Regions from separate parts of the Homo sapiens genome. Here region 2 is linked to region 1. A link is a contact called in ENCODE Hi-C or POLR2A ChIA-PET data. All regions are on one chromosome and are shown on one strand. Each heading gives the region's core, a stretch centred on a gene start or an enhancer-like site at or near the end of the contact. The rest is flanking DNA. Distances are from core to core; before and after follow the strand shown.

Region 1 (4,377 bases), core at 993-3,492:
TGGGTGGATCGCTTGAAGCCAGGAGTTTGAGACCAGCCTGGCCAACATGGAGAAACCCCATCTCTACTAAAAACACAAAAATTAGCTGGGTGTGGTGGCACATGCCTGTAATCCCAGCTACTCGGGAGGCTGAGGCACAAGAAATTTATTGAACCCAGGGAGCGGAGGTTGCAGTGAGCTGAGATCGCACCATTGCACTCCAGCCAGAGCAAGACTCTGTCTCAAAAAAAAGAGAGACAAACTTTGGTCATTCTCCTGAATGCCATCTGGAAGCATCAACTTCCAGGCTGAGATGGCTTGGATCTTATTGTGGAGATGCACTTGCCAAGTGTCTTAGTCAGCTTGGGCTGCTACCACAGAGTATCATAGGCTGGGTGGATTACACAACAAGCATTCATCACTCACAGCAGAGGCTAGGAAGTCCAAAGTCAAGTGCAAGTATAGTTGGGTTCTGGGGAGGGCTCTCTTCCTGGTCCTGAGATGACCAACTTCATGTTGTGTCCTCACACGGCTGGGAGAGAGAAAGAGGATGCACCAAACTTTGAGGGGTAGGGACCATTAGGGTCATCAACTAATTACCCATGTTTACCAAGAAAGCTTGTTATAAATTGGCTTCCCGGCCGGGCGTGGTGGCTCATGCCTGTAATCCCAGCACTTCGGGAGGCCAACGTGGGTGGATCACCTGAGGTCAGGAGTTCGAGACCACCCTGGCCAACATGGAGAAACCCCGTCTCTACTAAAAATACAGAAATTAACTGGGTGTGGTGATGGGCACTTATAATGCTAGCTACTTGGGAGGCTAAGGCAGGAGAAGCACTTGAACCCAGGAGGCAGAGGTTGCAGTGAGCTGAGACTGCACCACTGCACTCCAGCCTGGGTGGCAAGAGTGAAACTCTGTCTCAAAAAAAAACCAAAAAGGAATTGTCTTCCCGTGCCTCCCGGGAGTGAAGGTACTATCTATGAACCTATGTCCCCAGCCCTCTGAAGGTGACGATTCAATACAAAGCCATTGGGGTTTTTCTACATCATTGTCTCTATGAGCTTGGATGATATGAGGCTGATCCATTCTTTGATTCTTTTTTTTTTTTTTTGAGACAGGATCTTGCTCTGTTGCCCAGGCTGGAGTGCAGTGGCATGATCTTGGCTTACCGCAGCCTCGTTCTCCTGGGCCAGGTGATCCTCCCACTTCAGCCTCCTAAGTAGCTGGGACCACAGGTGCATGCCACCACACCTGCTTAAGCTGATCCATTCTTGCTGTGCTGGGTCACCCCCAGGTGACACTCAATGTCAGTTAGTTGTGTTTTATTCCAACAACTACACTTTGTTTTTCTGGATCGCTGCTACAGCAAATGGCAGATTCCATTTCTTCAGGATATAAATGCACAATAAGAACAAGTAGCGACCAGGCTCAGTGGCTCACACTTGTAATCCCAGCACTTTGGGAGGCCAAGGTAGGCAGATCACCTGAGGTCAGGAGTTTGAGACCAGCCTGACCACATGGAAAAACCCTGTCTCTACTAAAAATACAAAATTAACTGGGCATGGTGGTGCACTTTGGGAGGCTGAGGGGGGTGGATCACTGGAGTCCAGGAACTCAAGACCAGACTGGGCAACATAGCAAGACTCCATCTCTAAAAAAAAAAATTAAGATTAACCAGGGTGTGGTGGCATATGCCTGTAGTCCCAGCTACGTGGAGGCTGGGGTGAAAGGATTGCCTGAACCCAGGAGGTCAAGGCGGCAGTGAGCTGTGAGAGCACAGCCTGGGCAACAGAATGTCACCTTGTCTCTAAAAAAACACAAAAACCAAAACAAAACAACTCACTGCATTATTTTAAAAAAAACATATGTATCTTATGGGCCGGGTGCGGTGGCTCATGCCTGTAATCCCAGCACTTTGGGAGGCCGAGGTGGGAGGACTGCTTGAGCTCAGGAATTCAAGGCCAGCCTGGATAATATAGTGAGACATCTATACTACAATTCAAAACAAGAATAAAAAAATTAGCTCGGCATGGTGGCACACACCTATAGTCTTAGCTGCTCAGAGGGCTGAGGTGGAAAGAATGCTTGAGCCCAGGAGGTCAAGGATAAAGTGAGCCCTGATTGTGCCACTGCACTTCACAGAGTGAAGAGTGGGTGACAGAGTGAGACCCTGTCTCAAAAAAAAAAAAATAGCTAGGTAGATAGATGTATCTGCAAATGATTCTTAGGAGCAGCCCAGGCCTAGAGAGTTAAACCACCCATAGTGACTCACATCAACAGGCTCTTTTGTCAGAGGGCATTTCCATAATTAGAACTTGTGACCAACAAGTCCAGCCACGAGGATATATCACAAGTACTTGTCTCCAGCGCTGGTTTCTTAGCAAAAAAAGAACCTGTTAAATGTCAGGGCTTTGTGTTTTTGCCTTTGGGCTTTTGCCATGCCTGGTTATTGGGCACCTTCTGGTAATAAACAGTTAGTTGAAAGGAGCTGTTCCCATGTCTTATTTAATTCTCTCATTAAGCCTGTGGGCCAGAGGTTCTTATTGTTCATACCCCTGGATAAACACACTGAGTCCCAGGGAGGTAAAGTGCCTTGGCCGAGTGCCACCCAGGAGCTGGTGGTGCCTCAGCTGAACCCAAGTCCACGGACCGTGGAGTTCGCGCCCTCTCACTGTGGCACACGGGCCTGAGCCTCAGGAACACTGCAAAGTAGGTTGGCTTCCCCCTTACGGAGCCCCTACCCGGGACAGCCTCAATCCCTCAGGGCCCCTCTGTGCCCAGGTGCCTGCTTGGCTGACTGGGCAGCCTGGAGAGAACAGTGACCCAGAAATGCAAGAGGAGAGTTTCCAGGAGGACAGAACACTGGTGCTATCAGGTGCCAGGAGCAGCGTGTGCCACGCATGGCCCTGCTCTGCTGTGGCTTTGTGTTTTTGGTACATGCTGTGCCCTCAGCCTGGGCTGCCCTGGACTGGCCGTCCCTACCCCTCCAAGACTTAGCCCAAAATCATACTTTTTTTTTTTTTTTTTGAGATAGGGTCTCACTCGGTCCACCAGGCTGGAATGCAGTGGCACAATCTCGGCTCACTACAACCTCCACCTCCCAGGTTCAAGAAATTATCCTGCCTCAGACTCCCGAGTAGCTGGGATTATAGGTGCCCGCCACCATGCCTGGCTGATTTTTGTATTTTTAGTAGAGACACGGTTTTGCTATGTTGGCCAGGGTGGTCTCGAACTCCTGACCTCAGATGATCCATCCGCCTCGGCCTCCTAAAGTGCTGGGATTACAGGCGTGAGCCACTGCGCCTGGTTTCCAAAATATTACTCTTTTCCCCAGAATGGAAATACAATTATTATTCAAAATATAAGAGTAATCTTGGCCAGGCACAGTGGCTCACGCCTGTAATCCCAACACTTTGGGAGGCTGAGGCAGGTGGATCACGAGGTCAGGAGTTTGAGACCAGCTTGGCCAATGTAGTGAAACCTCGTCCCTACTAAAAATACAAAAAATTAGCTGGGCGTGGTGGTGGGCGCCTGTAACCTCAGCTACTTGGGAAGCTGAGGCGAGAGAATCGCTTGAAGCCGGGAGGTGGAGGTTGCAGTGAGCCAAGATCGTGCCACTCTACTCCAGCCTGGGCGACAGTGTGAGACTCTGTCTCAAAAAAAAAAAAGAAAAAAAGAGTAATCTTAAAAAATAAAAATATATGTTTTAAAACTTTTTATATATACATGTAAAATGTATATGCATATTATATATATGTTCAAATGTGTGAATGTATTTTTGTATTTATAAACACTTAAACTAAAATATGTAAATTTATGTATAAAACTATAAAATATGAACATGATATTATACTATGTATATATTTTGTAACCCTCATTTTCACTCACTACAAAATAAATGTATTTTATATGGTAAGTATAGATTTACCTAATTTTTTCAAGGTAAATAGTTTAAAAAATATAAAACTAGTAAATGCTCATTGCAAAAACAAATTGCTAAAAAATATCAAGAAGAAAGTAAACAGCACAAAAAGCCCTCCTTCTAAAGACAACCATTATTAACATTTTGGCAAACATCCTTTTTTTTTTTTTTTTGAGATGGAGTCTCGCTCTGTCACCCAGGCTGGAGTGCAGTGGTGAGATCTCGGCTCACTGCAACCTCCGCCTCCCTGGCTCAAGCGATTTTCCTGCCTCAGCCTCTGGAGTAGCTGGGATTACAGGCATGCACCACCACATCCAGCTAATTTTTTTTATTTTTATTTTAGTAGAGACGGAGTTTCACCATGTTGGCCAGGCTGGTCTCAAACTCCTGACCTCAAGTGATCCGCCCACCTCAGCCCCAAAAAGGTTGGGATTACAGGCGTGAGCCACCGTGCCCGGCCCAAACATCTTTTTTT
Region 2 (4,377 bases), core at 1,317-3,816, 3.2 Mb before region 1:
TTCAATTCCTGGCCCCAAGTGATCCTCCCACCTCAGCCTCCCAAAGCACTGGGATTACAGGTGTGAGCCACTGCATCTGGCCAATGCAGGTATCTCTGTAAGAGGGAGACAGAGGGATATCAGACACACCGAGGAGAAGGCCGTGTGAAGATGGAGCAGAGAGAGATTTGAAGATGCTGACCTTGAAGACTGGAGCGATGCAGCCACGAGCCAAGGAATGCGGCTGGCCACCAGAAGCTGGAAGAGACCAGGAACAGATTCTCCCCTGGAGCCCGCAGCCAGTGCACAACTGAGCAGTAAGGAGTTTAGACTTCTGGCCTCTAGAACTGTGAGAGAGTAGATTTCTGTTGTCTTAATCTACCAAGGGTTTGTGGTAATGCCAGCAGTCACTGGAAGTGCATACACTGGCCATCCCACAAATCCCAGGCTCTGAACTCACAGCCAGGTCCCTACCCAGGCTCCTGGTTAACTGCTTTGCATGTGTTGCCTCTTACTCCTCCAATAAGCCAGGGGGGAGGACCTATTAGTATCCCCACTTCCCAGAGGAGGAAAACCAGGTGTCGAGAGGTCAGATCATCTTCCCGAGGTCACGGAGCAGGTCTGTGACAAAGGCTGACTCTCGCTGAGATGGGTGTGACACCAGTGGGAACATTTCACCATTCTGCCACTCTGTCCCCAGCTATGAACATAGATTCCTAAAAATGTTATTATGTACACAAGGGTTCCAGTTCTGGTAAAGGAATTAGGGCCTCCCTCTCTCGGTGCCCGAAGCCATAGAAGTTATTATGTATAACAACAGCAGTTCAAAATCCCAACTCAGCCACGGGGTGATGGCAGGTTAGCTTGTGCTCCTCCCTCCTAACCCTGCTGTGCCACAGGGCAGCAAACTGGGACCCTAGGAAGTGGCAGCTTGCTCCAAGTCTTAAGGCTGGTCCCCTGATGTTAGAGCCAGAATCAGAAGCCAGTTCAGAATTTCCCCACCCAGCACACAGAGTACATTTTAGGAGTAAATTAGGCAGCTGAAATGTGAAAAGAAATGGGGACTTGGTCACATGATCCTTGCTATTGAAGACAGTCCCAAGACCACTGTCCAGAATTAAACTCTAAAATCAAATGTATTTTCCAAACACATGCATGATGCCTGCCCTCCACCAGAGGTGGGAGGTGGCCAGGCAAGCCAGACTGGGTGCCACCTAAGTCACTGGAGATCAGGGGAGGACACTTGACCAGAATAGGTCCATTGGCTGACAGGTGGCCCATGAGGACTCCCTCCAATGGGGCAAACTATTGAATCCATCAGACTGGCTCCCTGCAGTGGGCTGGACAATTTGTAGAGGACTGGACAACAGAGAAAGAGACGCAGGGGCTGGGGGGCAGGAGAGAAGAACCTGTTGCCAGAGCAGCCTTGCATCCTGGCAGCTTTCCCTCCTCACTCTTCGTCCTGAAGGAAGCCTCCCTGGGTTCTCCATTCTAACCACGTTAGAGTCAGCCTCTCACGTAACTCTTAAGGCACAAAACAGAGTCAAATGTACATAGTAGGCAGGTCTTCTCCCAGTCCTTTTGCTTGGCATCTTTTCGTTCAGATTCCTGCAGTTTTGACTCCTTTGTGAAGTGATACACTTACGAATGCCTTACTGAATTAATTTTGCTGCCTGTCACTCTAGCAAATCCACTTCGGGCCAGTCGGATTTGCCAGGGTTTGTTCTCCTCCTTACGGGTCCGGCAGGGCTCCCGGGCGAGCCAGCTTCAGGCAGAGACCACAGCACGTCCCCCTTTTCATACTCCAAAAGCCAAAAGAAGATGGGGTTGGGGCGAGGCAATCTGGGACCCCATTTTCTATTAATCTTGCCTTAATTACATGCTGAAAAATGAACATTAAGGCTGGGTGCAGTGGCTCATGCTATAATCCCAGCACTTTGGGAGGCCAAGGTGGGTGGATCACTTGAGGCCAGGAGTTCGAGACCGGCCTGGACAACATGGTGAAATTTCATCTTTACTAAAAAATATAAAAATGAGCTGGGCATGGTGGTGGGCACCTGTAATCCCAGCTACTTGGGAGGCTGAGGCTTGGACCTGGGAGGCGGAGGTTATGGTGAGCCGAGATTACACCACTGCACTCCAGCCTGGGCAACAGAGTGAGACTCTATCTCAAAAAATAAAAAAAAGAAAAGAAAAGAATATTAAAATTCTCACCATTGAGGAATGTTTACTATGTGCCTGAACACAATGCTAACTTTAAAAAATAGCTATTGCTCTTCGGCTTGAGTCACAGAGGGAAAAAGAAAAAAATTAAAAATCAAAATACACAGCTATTGTGTGTTTTCCTATAGTAAAAATAGAGGAGAGCTGAATTCTGTTGGGTATGGAGTTAATAATAATTTACACCTGTGGTGCTCAGCCAACCACACGGGTGGGGTGCTTGTGAATTTTACTTACAGATCCTATTAATATAAGGCTGAACTTCTCCATTTCCACCCTCCCACTTCAACCACCATCAACACGACTGCTCTCTCAGGGGACTTTTAGCTCCTCTATCACTGCAGGGTGGCAAAGGTGATGCTACAGCCCGTCAATTTCACACACTGGTTTCCAGTTTTGTTTTTGTTTTTTTAAGACAGAGTGTCACCTTTCACCCAAGCTGGAGTGCAGTGGTTCCATCCTGGCTCACTGCAACCTCCACCTCCCAAGTTCAAGCAATTCTCCTGCCTCAGCCTCCTGAGTAGCTGGGATTACAGGTGCACGCCAGCATGCCCAGCTAATTTTTGTGTGTGTGTGTTTTTTTTTTTAGTAGAAACGGGGTTTCACCATGGTAGCCAGGCTGGTCTCGAACTCCCGACCTCAGGTGATCCACCCGCCTCCGCCTCCCAAAATGCTGGGATTACAGGTGTGAGCCACCACGCCCAGCCTGGTTTCCAGTTTCTTTGGGGGGAAACTGCCAAAGCAAAAACCCAAATGAAACAAAGAGGATGATAGATAGAGAGGAAAGAAGGCAGGCAAAAAAAAGGGAGTGAAAAAGAAGCAGATAAAAATAAAAATAGCTGCCCCTCAGCCCGGGCAACATAGGAAGACCCCAACTCTAAGAAAATTTAAAAAAATTAACCAGATGTTGTCGCACGCCTCTGTAGTCCTAACTCCTGGGGAGGCTGAGACTGGAAGATTACTTGAGCCCAGCAGGCTGCAGTGAGCTATGACTGCACCAGTGTACACCAGCCTGGGCAACAGAGTGAGACCCTGTCTCTAGGGAAAAAAAAAAAAAAAAGCTACCCCCAATTCCTATCCCATGCCTGGCACTGCAGCAGTTTCTGCATTTGATGTTTAACAATAAACTGAAACTGCCGCATAGGTGTTATAGGTAAGGCAAGCAACACGCAGAGAGGCTGGCATTTGCCTAAGGCCACACAGCTCAGTAAACACAGAAGCCTGGATTTGAATCCAAGTCCCTCTTATGGTAAAGCCCATGTTCTTGTTTACCGATCACAGAAGCACCCTACTCTCATTCCTTAAAGAATCTTACAAAATAAAAGAAAAATGCAGCACAGCAATTCTCTAGAAAATCCATTAGCGGGCACAGTGGCTCACGCCTGTAATCCCAGCATTTTGGGAGGCTGAGGCTGGCAGATCACCTGAGGTCAGGAGTTCGAGACCGGCCTGGCCAACATGGCAAAACCCCGTCTCTACTAAAAATAGAGAAATTACCAGCCTGGCCAACATAGTGAAACCCCATCTCTACTAAAAATACAAAAAATTAGCCGGGTGTGGTGGCGGGCGCCTGTAGTCCCAGCTACTCGGGAGGCTGAGGCAGGAGAATGGCGTGAACCCGGGAGGCAGAGCTTGCAGTGAGCTGAGATGGTGCCACTGCACTCCAGCCTGGGCGACAGAGCGAGACTCCGTTTCAAAAAAAAATATATATATATATAAATTAGCTGGGTGTGGTGGTGCACGCCTGTAATCCCAGCTACTCAGGAGGCCAAGGCAGGAGAATCACTTGAAACCAGGAGGCAGAAGTTGCAGTGAGCGAAGATCACACCACTGCACTCCAGCCTGGGTGACAGAGCGTGACTCCGTCTCAAAACAAACAAACAAACAACAAAAAAATTAGCCAGGCATGGTGGCAGGCACCTGTAATCCCAGCTACTTGGGAGGCCAAGGCAGGAGAATCACTTGAACCCGAGAGGCAGAGGTTGCATTGAGCTGAGATCGTGCCACTGCACTCCAGCCTGGGCAACAAGAGAGAAACTCCATCTCAAAAAAGAAAAAAAGAAAAGAAAATCCATTAGTTAGAATTGAAGGCTTGAGTGAAAAAAATGTAGTGAGTTATGTCTTATGCTGGAATCAGCAGTTTGGATCTCTTGTACTGTTGAGCAAAAAGGCCATTAA

The links. Hi-C counts contacts between places; a loop is a spot of excess contacts on that map. ChIA-PET counts read pairs that join two places held with the same protein, here RNA polymerase II (POLR2A). Pooled maps may share reads with other maps.
Region 2: a loop to region 1 is called in a map of heart right ventricle, with 22 times the contacts of the local background. The contact joins two enhancer-like sites. A Hi-C loop is called at or near these places in 9 of 168 maps with a recorded cell type or tissue (CD4-positive, alpha-beta T cell, GM11168, GM12878 and 6 more), 4 of 37 single-sample maps with no recorded cell type and 7 of 50 pooled maps. POLR2A ChIA-PET finds 5 or more read pairs at or near these places in 4 of 52 experiments (CD4-positive, alpha-beta memory T cell, OCI-LY7, activated CD4-positive, alpha-beta memory T cell and 1 more).

What each region holds. Positions count from the first base shown.
Region 1 is chr17:64,987,166-64,991,542 of GRCh38, reverse strand. No RefSeq gene overlaps it. Among named protein-coding and RNA genes, the nearest start is that of GNA13, 67 kb to the left of the region's middle. Within about 2 kb of position 2,242, at least 22 of the 41 ENCODE cell types and tissues checked have a DNase peak (open chromatin) inside an H3K27ac peak, as active enhancers do; they include OCI-LY7 and natural killer cell, where a contact is called at or near this core.
Region 2 is chr17:68,223,425-68,227,801 of GRCh38, reverse strand. It overlaps a transcript of AMZ2 not described here. Among named protein-coding and RNA genes, the nearest start is that of AMZ2, 22 kb to the left of the region's middle. Within about 2 kb of position 2,566, at least 4 of the 41 ENCODE cell types and tissues checked have a DNase peak (open chromatin) inside an H3K27ac peak, as active enhancers do; they include OCI-LY7 and natural killer cell, where a contact is called at or near this core.